Regions from separate parts of the Homo sapiens genome. Here region 1 is linked to region 2. The links are chromatin contacts, found by Hi-C or POLR2A ChIA-PET in ENCODE. All regions are on one chromosome and are shown on one strand. Each heading gives the region's core, a stretch centred on a gene start or an enhancer-like site at or near the end of the contact. The rest is flanking DNA. Distances are from core to core; before and after follow the strand shown. Region 1 overlaps ATP6V0D1 (ATPase H+ transporting V0 subunit d1). Region 2 holds the start of TPPP3 (tubulin polymerization promoting protein family member 3).

Region 1 (4,398 bases), core at 1,736-4,235, 71 kb after region 2:
AATGGGAGAGTCACCTCCCAAGTCCAGGAAGCAAAAGGATGTCTGCCCTGGGTTCATCACCCCACTCCCTGCTCTGGGACAGGTGGTAGGTGGTGGCAGAGACACATTTAATTACCCTCATACTCTCAGGAACACCTTGTCCCTGAGGCTGGGAGGATGAAAGCATTTCTCACATCCTAGGAGGAAGTCAACTCGTTTGACAGTCAGGAGGGTGCCAGGCAGGCGACAGTCCCATGTGCCAAAGGGAGGGGCAGAACTGGTTACTGCTGCACCCAGGGCAAGTTCCAAGAAGCTCTCCTCTGACTGAGTGGAGATCCGCCTGGACAGCCCGTCACCAGGCCGTCCCCACCCAGGCCTGAAGGCTCCATGGGACTGGCATGTCCCAGGAGACACAGGGCTTGCAGGGCAGCTTTCCTATGTTCCCTGGCCACAGCCCAGCCTGAGAATCAGACAACCCAGCCTCACCCTGGGAGGTGGGGGCCACACCCTCCTCTGTTGATGCCCTGCACTTTGACCGAAGCAAGCTATTTCTTCTCCAGGTTTGCCACCACGGTTATAGAACCGGCAGGTTGGGGTGGATCTGGAACTGTGAAGAAGAGCTTCTTTTCATTTTCCCAAAGATGTGAGTTTGCCTGGGCATGAGTAAGAGGTAAAGTGGTCTGGCCTGGCCAGATGCCAGGTAGCCCAAGGAAGGCCAGTTATGGCAATGTGCTGTGCTCAAAAGCTGGCCGAGGCTGGGCACAGTGGCTCACACCTATAATCCCAGCGTTTTGGGAGACCAAGGTGAGGGAATCACTTGACCCCAGGGAGTTTGAGACCAGCCTGGGCAACATAGTGAGACCTAGTCTCCACAAAAAATAAAACAAAATGAGCCCAGCGCAGTGGTACATGCCTGTAGTCTCAGCTACCTGGGAGGCTAAGGTGGGAGGATGGCTTGAGTCTGGGAGGTTGAGACTGCAGTGAGCCAAGATCATGCCACTGCACTCCAGCCTGTGAGACAGAGGGAGACTCTGTCTCAAAAAAAAAAAAAAAACCTGGCCCATGCCCATGTCTAGCTTCTGGGTCTGCTGGCCTGCACCACCTGAGCAATCCTGTCAGCTCTTGATGCTGGGCTCCTGTTCCACACGCACAGCCATCTTCAGAAGGACACGAAGGAAAGTTGGGGCTCACTCAGTTGGAGGTGGAGGGGATTTCTAGGGCTCCCTAGAGGTGGCTGTTCTCAGTGAGAATAAGCAGGTCAGGCTGGATCCTGGCAGGAGCATCCTGCCAGTTCCACGGTGCCTAGAGCCAGCCCAAAGGAGAAAAGTAGGAAATACTCATTTTGCTTTGACCTAGGCCCTGTGTTTGGGCTCGTGGGATCAAACCTCATCTGGGGCTGTGAGCTCATGCACTGTCAGCATAAAGTCCCATTCCCTGCGGCTCATAAAAACTGGACAGAGGCTGGGCGTGGTGGCTCATGCCTGTAATCCCAGCACTTTGAGAGGCTGAGGTGGGAGGATCACTTGAGCCCAGAAGCTCAAGACCAGCCTGAGCAACACAGAGAGACTCTGTCTCTACAAAAAATACAAAGATTAGCCAGATGTGGCAGCATGTGCCTGTGGTCCCAACTACTCGAAAGGCTAAGGTGAGAGGATCACTTGAGCCCAGGAGGTCAAGACTGCAGTGTTCATGCCACTGTCCTCCAGCCTAGGTGACAGAATGAGACTCTTTCATGAAAGAAACAAAGAAAGAAAAAAGAAAGAGGGAGGGAGGGAGGAAGAAGGGGAAAAAAAAAAAGAAAGAAAAAGAAAAAAGAAGAAAAAAGAAACTGGACAGAGCAGCCCAGGCCAGAGGTAGAGTTAATCCATCCCATACCTTTCGCTGGCAGAGCCAAGAGGCTTGGTCCAGGCAAGAAGATGGCAGAAGCAGTAACTATACAAGCTGGTCCAGTACAGCACCCCCAGGACCCCACCCACCCTGCCTTTCAGCCCTCCCCTCAGCGGCCCTGCTCAAGGGCCTTGTGGGACAGGTGCGGGGGCAACAGTAACATGCCAGAGTGAGCCAGTGCTGTGGACCTGGGCTGGCCCCTGGGAGGGACGTGGTCACCTGCTTGACCACACAGTGGAAGCTAGGTCCAAATGACTGAAGCCACTGGGGGAGGTGGGAGGCATGGAGCCTGGGCAGATACCGAAGGGTGACATTCCAGGACCCTGTGCTCTCCCAGGCCTTGTGATATGGTATCTAGTTTGAAGGTTAAAGGGTTGGGGGCATGGGAAAACAGGCAGAGCTGAACCCATGACCTGGCAGCCTCAGGGCCTTGTGTGCTACATCATGGACTGCAGCTCATCTGTATTCATCAGCTCCCAACCCTTCAAGTTTCAAGCTAGATCCCATGTGGCAAGGCCTGAGGAAAAGACAAGGGCCCCAGAAACAGGGTCCTTTTTGCATGACTACCCGTTCCTGAGTTGGGGGCCAGTTCACAGAGATATAGTCCAGGCATCCTTGAGTGAACAAATGGAAGAATAGATAAAGGGGGAAAAAAATCAAAGAACATAGAGTGATTGGTCAGGAACTGCCAAGACAGGTGTCAGGAGACCATAATTACGCCCTTGGGCCTTACCTTGGACCCAGCTTCCCAGATGAAGAGAGCTGGATAACGGTACCTCCAGGAGCCTGTCCAGCTATGACACTGTTCTAGCCTCGTCAGGCCCAGACCACATTGACTCCCTGCAACCCAGCCCCTGAGGGCCACTCAGGGGCTCCCAGTGAGACCAGTGGCCTGGATACCCATGGAACAGCCTCAGAAGAACTGATGACAGCTGCAGGGGAGACCCTGGGGCTGTGGAGCCTCTGAGTGGCCACCAGCACAGGGACAAGGGCAGGCAGTAAAAGCTGAGTTTCAGATGACTCCTCAGAGGGAAAAGCCCCATCCACCAGCCAAGCACGAAAGCCTCTGTTGAGGTCAAGGCCTGAAAACCATTGCCTGAGCATCCAAAGTGGGGCAAGGTCTGGGCAAGTGCCCAGGGCCAGGCAAGAGCTGGCCAGGAAAGCAGTGTCCAGCACCAGTCAGGGCTGCTCCTCCACATATTCCTTTCCCCTGCCACCAATCTGCCCAGCGGTCCTCAGGACCACACACATTCACACAGGGGCAATCCCAGCACTGCCCCTTGTGCCTACTCCTTGGTCCTTCAGGGGAGTTGCTAGGTTTGGACACACAGAGCAGGTGCCCAGGCCACAAAGCAGCAGCCTAGCCTACTAAAGCACCCTTCGGGGCCTTGACTTTCCTGCCTCTGAAAAGGAGGAAGACCAACATTCTAGTGCAGGATAGATTTTTTAAAACATCAGCCAGGGAGTAGGTGTTGGATGAGGCAGACGCCAAGGAGCCCAATGGAGAGGCCTCCAAACTGGGGTACAGGGTAGGAGAGACTTGTCAATCAACTGATAACCCATCGCCAGCCTGACCGTGTGGACCTGCAGTGCTTACATGGTGTTCAGGTGCCTGGTTTGGCCATCTCCCGGAGTCACCCTGCATATATGTACCTATACATGCCACATACATCCTACATGCCCCTCAGAGGGAGTGCCAAATGAGGTTGAGGAGAGAGAAAAATTCATCCTCTGTCCTGAAGACAAATTTTCCCTCTCCTGGAGAGGCCAGGGTGGCAAGACAAGAGTGGTGACTACCTAGGGAGGTGCATGGTTCTAGGAGCCTGAGAAGTGTAGCCCTGATCCCTGGGCTGCCTCAAGCTCCTACTTGGAGCTCCCAAGACCCATGGGTTCATAGCACACTGTGCTGTACCTGCAGCTCCAACTCTGAGCTGCTGGCATGACCCAGGTGAGGGTAAATGAGGACGGTGTGGTGGGCAAGGCTGGAGCAGCCTGCACTGGGCACCAAGGCAAAGAGCATCAGGAAATGTCCCCTGGCCTTCTCCTTCCCAACCCAGGAAGATAGGGCACAGGGAGGTGAGGATGGGTAGAGGTACACAGACAGGAGACACTAAGCGACAAGCCCTACCTCATCTGAGAAGGCCAACTGAGACTTAAGTGAGGGAAGTAGGGCCCAGAGCAGAGACCCAAGGGACAGTGCTGGTGGCAGCTGCCCCACGGAAAAGCAGAGAGAGAGCCTGGATGACTCACGGGGTCCAGCCACACCTCCCTCCCCAGGCTCCTTGAGAAGTGGAGTGATCCTGGCGCACCCCCTTGTGGTGGGAGGATGGCATTGTCCACAGCGAGGGGCCCCTCTGGTGGGAAGAGGGTACGCCAGCTCCAGTTCCCCTTCAACACATCCCTCCAATTTAATCACTGCCTCAGACTCCTGGTCAGCATCTCCCAGTCATCAACCTCTGAGGGAGTGGGACTACAGGTACCCACAGAGCTATGCAGGAATGTCTCATAAAGAACAGGAGTTGGGCCAGGCGC
Region 2 (4,599 bases), core at 1,486-3,985:
GTCAGCAACTCTGGAGGGCAATAGATATAAGGTTTGCCCTGGAAGAACGACCTTCGTGATCATGGTGTTTCCCTGACCCCTTCTTGATGTCCTCCCTGGTTCCAGCCCCCCAGTTCCCCACCTCCTGGGAACATGAGAAGCAGGGGCTGCTTAGGGCTCACTTGACTTTGGAGAAGACGATGTCCACATCGGTCCCTGTCACGGACTTTCCGTCAGCCACCTTGCAGTCCTTGCACAGCTTGGCCCAGTTCTTGCCATTCATCTCTTGCCCACTGGCCTTGGGGTCACCATGGATGGCAAACTTGCGGAAGCTCTCCTCCAGCCCAGCCATGTCTGTGCTCGCTGCCATGCCACCCTATAGAGACCCACCTGGGTCATCTCCCAGCCAATCTGCCCTTCCCCTCCCCCAAGCCCAGAACATCCCAGCCTCTACCTCAAACCTGCAAGACCTGGGCAGGTTCTGCTACAGAGTTGGTGCTGGAGCTGCCTGGGGAGAGGGGCCCGTCACTGTCGCCCTGGGCCACAGAGCCCCAAGGAAGAGCCCCGGGAGGCACGGTCTTGTCACTAATGCCAGCCCTGGCTCTCAGCAGGGTTCAGCAGATGAAATAATGATGCCCACAGGGAACAGAGTGGCACTGTCCAGAAAGACTGTTAGGGCAGCAGCTGGGGCCCTGGCTTTGTCTGGCCCTGGCACAAGGCCTTGCTTGGGTGGAAGTGAGGGTGGCAGAGCAGGCCCCCTCCCTGGAAGCTCCATGCCAAGCTGGCTTGGGGCCAGGCCAGGCTGCTGGTCGGGCAGGCATTCAGTGAGGACAGCATCTCTGTAAGGGTCATGAGGACCCAGCAAGAGCCAGTCTGGGCACGGGTGCATGCCCTGGGCAGGGGTGCAGCTGGTCCAGCAAGGCCTTGTTACTATTTGCTGTTAAACAAAAACATGAGGGGAGCTTGGGGCTGGCCTGGCCACAGTTTGTGAAGCCTGGAGACGGTTGCTAAGGGAGGGTGGTGCTGCTTGGAGAATGTTGCTAAGGGCAGGATGGTGTCAGGGCAGCTCAGGGAGAAGCTCCCAGTGCTGAGGGGCTGGGCTGGGCTGGGAAGCTGGGGCCCACGGGTGGGGCACGCCAGCACTCCCTGCGCCTAGGGCATAACCGTGGCTTCCTGGCCCCTTGCCACCGACTGGTGCTGTAACCTCCCACTGTGGAGTTTTGGGGGAGCAGGAGGTTGGGGGCTAGTAGCGTGGGGGCTGTAGAGTTACGAACCCCAAGAGTCGTGCTGGCAAGTGGGGCTGTGGCTGAAACACACTTCATCATGTCTACACCTCAGACCTCCCCTGGCCACGCCCTGAACTTGGCCACACCAGCCCACATTCCCAGCGACCCTGTGCACTCAGCCCTGGCCTGCCACCCCCTGGGCCTTGTACCCCTGGCCATACCTTCAGCCCTCCATCCTCCATCTTCACACCCACAGCCACAGCCCTCGGCCACCAGCCCCCACATATATACTAACAAGCCTGCGCCAACCCCAGTAATACCCACAGTCCAGCACTAAAGTGCCCCCCACACCCACAGCCCTCCGCTGCAGACCCCTGGCCACACCCTGAGCCTACACAGCAGCCTTCTCCATCCCCACACCCGCAGCCCTGGGGCTGAGGCCCCTGGCCACAAACCTGCATCCCTTCCTGAGACCCCTGACCATAGCCTCAGCCACTCACCCCCTCCAATACCCGCAGCCCTTTATCAAGGCGCCCTGACCCTCAGCACCCCTTTGTCCACACACCCTCAGCCCTCTGGCCACACCCTCAGCCTGCACTGAAGGCCCCAGTCCACATCCACACACTAACATTATAAGACTCCCAGGTACTATGCGGAGATCCCCTGCGTAGAGACCTCCCCACCACATCCCCCTCCTCCACTGCCACCTCCTGACCACACCCTCGGTCTCAGCAACCATCTTCTAGCTCTGCCTTTTACACTAGGGCTTCCAGTGACCACGGCCTGGGCTCTGCCCGGCTGCCCCATCTTCCACCAAAAACTCCTCGCCAGTGACCACACTCCCATCCCTAAGTGGCAGTTTCTGGGACTGTGAGCACCGGTGGTTCCTACGTTACAGGGACCATAACCCCAGTCCACGCTGCACTCCCCTTCCCTTTCCCTGGGTGCAACCTCCCACCAGGGACCCCAAGACCCGCACTTGGTTCACCAAGGGTAACGTCCAGGGGAGCTTGGATGCCACAGGGTGCTTGGCCCAAGCACTGGGCGGATCCTGCGTGCAGTGCTCACTCCTGTCCGTGGAAAGATGGATTCTTGGTCATCTCAGCGCGGTCAGGTGGCGCTGGGTTGCAGGCCGCAGCCCCATGGGTCTGCAGGCCATGGATGGAGTGGCCACACCCGTGAACTGGAGCCACCCGTCCCGCTCCCACTGGGACAGCTGGAGTCATCAATCAGCCGGACCAGGAGGTGGGGGCTGCGAGGTGGAATGCTTGGGGCCAGGGCAGGGCCGCTCAGCTGGCTCCTCGGCTGGGACCGCCGGAGGTTGGGACCCTTTCCAGGCTGCTCCCCCCAACCCTCATCGTGCAGGATACTGATTGGGGTGGCGGGCATCTGGGTCTCCTATGGGCTTCTACCTCGCGGCTGCTCCTGAAGTGTGCGTTCGGAAGGACAGAACGACGCAGGAATGGACCGATGGACGCGGGAGACCAGGCGGCTCCGCAGCTCCGCTCCCTGCCGGCTCCCGGGTGGGACTGCAGCCCAGGCGGCTCCGCCGTATTATCCCCTGTTTCTCGGTCTCCATAGAGACGGCGAGTCCCACCCCCGAGGCTGTCTCGGCGGGAGAGTGACCAAGGTCACGCCGGCCCCGCCCACGAGGCCCCGCCCTCCCCGAGACTCTCCGGGAGCCGCATCCCGCCCCTCCCCCGCAACTCCGCGGTCCTCGCGACGGCGAGACCAGCGCTCTGCAGTTCGGGGCGTCTTCGGACGGCCCCCTGAGGAAACAGCCTCCCATCCTGGGATGTGCCTAAAGCTCTAAGCGGCCCCAATCTCCAGAAGAGATCCAGCTCCCCAGAGAGTCAACCAGAGGCCACTGGGGAGCTGCGCGGGGCATTGGTGGGGCTTGGGGAATCGGGAAGGAGCTCTCCCTCAGTGACAGGGGTATACGGTTGACTCAAGAGCACTGCCATCCACTGAACGGATGGCACCCCCAGGCCACAACTCCCGTGCTCTCTTGGGTAGGATTCAGAGCCTGGAGCAGTGGGGAAGAAGGGAGGGGACTCCCTACGAGCGAATCGCGCTCGCCCAGCCCCAGGATGCTGGCATTCGACGGCAGCCCTGCTGCCGGGGAAAAGCTGCGGGACCTCCTGGCTCGGCCCCCTCCTTTCGCCGCCACCTCCCCACGGCCTCGCAGCCTCAGCGCCCACTGCTGCTTTCGGAGCCCAAAGCCTGCTTTCTCTCGGCCTCCCAGTGCAAAGCCCATCTTTAAGAAAAATAACCTCCTCCAGGCCGCCTTCTAAGGCCTTTCCTAACCACGAGCCGCACGTGAGCACCTCCACAGGGCAGCCTGGGTGGCTACCTACTATACAGGGACCTCCTCCCCGCCCCCGGTCCACTGGCCAGGGTCGGGCTTCTGGATGGCCCGTGGCCCCTGCCATTAAGAAAGTAAGCGCGACGTCCGCAAAAGCATAAAAAAGTTTATTGGAGCATCACAGCCGGTGGGGCGGGTATTGCTGAGTCGTGGGGGAGGGAGGCCGATCCCGCCGGCCGTAGGGGCCCCTAAAGTGCACTCGGTGCGGCAAGGATGGGGTGTTGCATAGAGAGTCAGGCCGGCCGCTCTAACTCGGCCCTCCGGCCTCTCGGCCCAGCTAAGCCAGACCAGCCTCCCGGCCGCCCGGCGCCCTGGGCTCGCCGCTGCTCGGGCTCACGAAAACGGCGGGCGCACGCGCCTGCCGCGCCAGCGTGGGCTGTCGGCCCCGGCCCCGCGGGGCGGCCAGAGCGGCGCTGCCCAGGCGCGTCTGCGCCACTGGAATCTCGTCCACGGACTCTGCCGACGCCGAGTGGTAGGCGCCGGCAGGGCCAGCGGCGTGCACAGGGCTGGCGTCCGCGGAATCCGTCGACGAGCTGGAGCGGCGGCTGGGGGCCCTAGGCCCTGCGCAAGGGAAGGGAACATGAGCCCAGTGGCTGCGGCTCGCTTGTGGCTCTGCCTTCCCCTCCCTCGAGTTCCCAGAGCAGGACCCGGACAGGGAGAGGCGCTCACCCGACGCCGGATCCGAGGTCTCAGACGTTCGCACTTTATACACGCGCCTCTTCCTCTTTTTCTGCAGAGACACGGGGGAGCCTGAGGGCCCCACATCGCCAAAAGAAGCAGAGGCGAGCGCCAGGGTAGAGGCTTCTTTCTATCCCACTCCACCTGGACCGGAGGCCCAGCACAGTCCCTCCTACCTGGGGTCGGATCCGGGGAGGCAGGGCGAGAGTGTCTGGGGAAGAGGGTGGTGGAGGTTCCGCTTGGCCACGGGTGGCAAGAAACTGGGAGGGACTGAGGGGGAAGCAGGAGGGTAAGCCTGGGGCCTGTTCCCCAAATCCCTCCCCACTGGAGGTGCTGAGAGAAGCTTCCCTT

What was found. Hi-C counts contacts between places; a loop is a spot of excess contacts on that map. ChIA-PET counts read pairs that join two places held with the same protein, here RNA polymerase II (POLR2A). Pooled maps may share reads with other maps.
Region 1: a loop to region 2 is called in a pooled map, with 2.1 times the contacts of the local background. The contact joins the enhancer-like site here to the promoter of TPPP3 in region 2. A Hi-C loop is called at or near these places in 4 of 50 pooled maps. POLR2A ChIA-PET finds 5 or more read pairs at or near these places in 4 of 52 experiments (OCI-LY7, RWPE1 and activated naive CD4-positive, alpha-beta T cell).

What each region holds. Positions count from the first base shown.
Region 1 is chr16:67,461,811-67,466,208 of GRCh38, forward strand. The region is part of intron 1 of ATP6V0D1 (ATPase H+ transporting V0 subunit d1); the gene reads right to left. Among named protein-coding and RNA genes, the nearest start is that of ATP6V0D1, 17 kb to the right of the region's middle. RefSeq lists enhancers at 1-319, 3,625-4,125, 4,126-4,398. Within about 2 kb of position 2,986, at least 8 of the 41 ENCODE cell types and tissues checked have a DNase peak (open chromatin) inside an H3K27ac peak, as active enhancers do.
Region 2 is chr16:67,390,763-67,395,361 of GRCh38, forward strand. It overlaps TPPP3 (tubulin polymerization promoting protein family member 3), which reads right to left and starts at 2,736. Exons shown (of 4, transcript NM_015964.4): 1 at 2,618-2,736; 2 at 162-355. The coding sequence starts at 349. It overlaps ZDHHC1 (zDHHC palmitoyltransferase 1), which reads right to left. Exons shown (of 12, transcript NM_001323627.2): 10 at 4,425-4,518; 11 at 4,240-4,300; 12 at 3,390-4,131. The coding sequence ends at 3,848. It also overlaps the pseudogene RNU1-123P.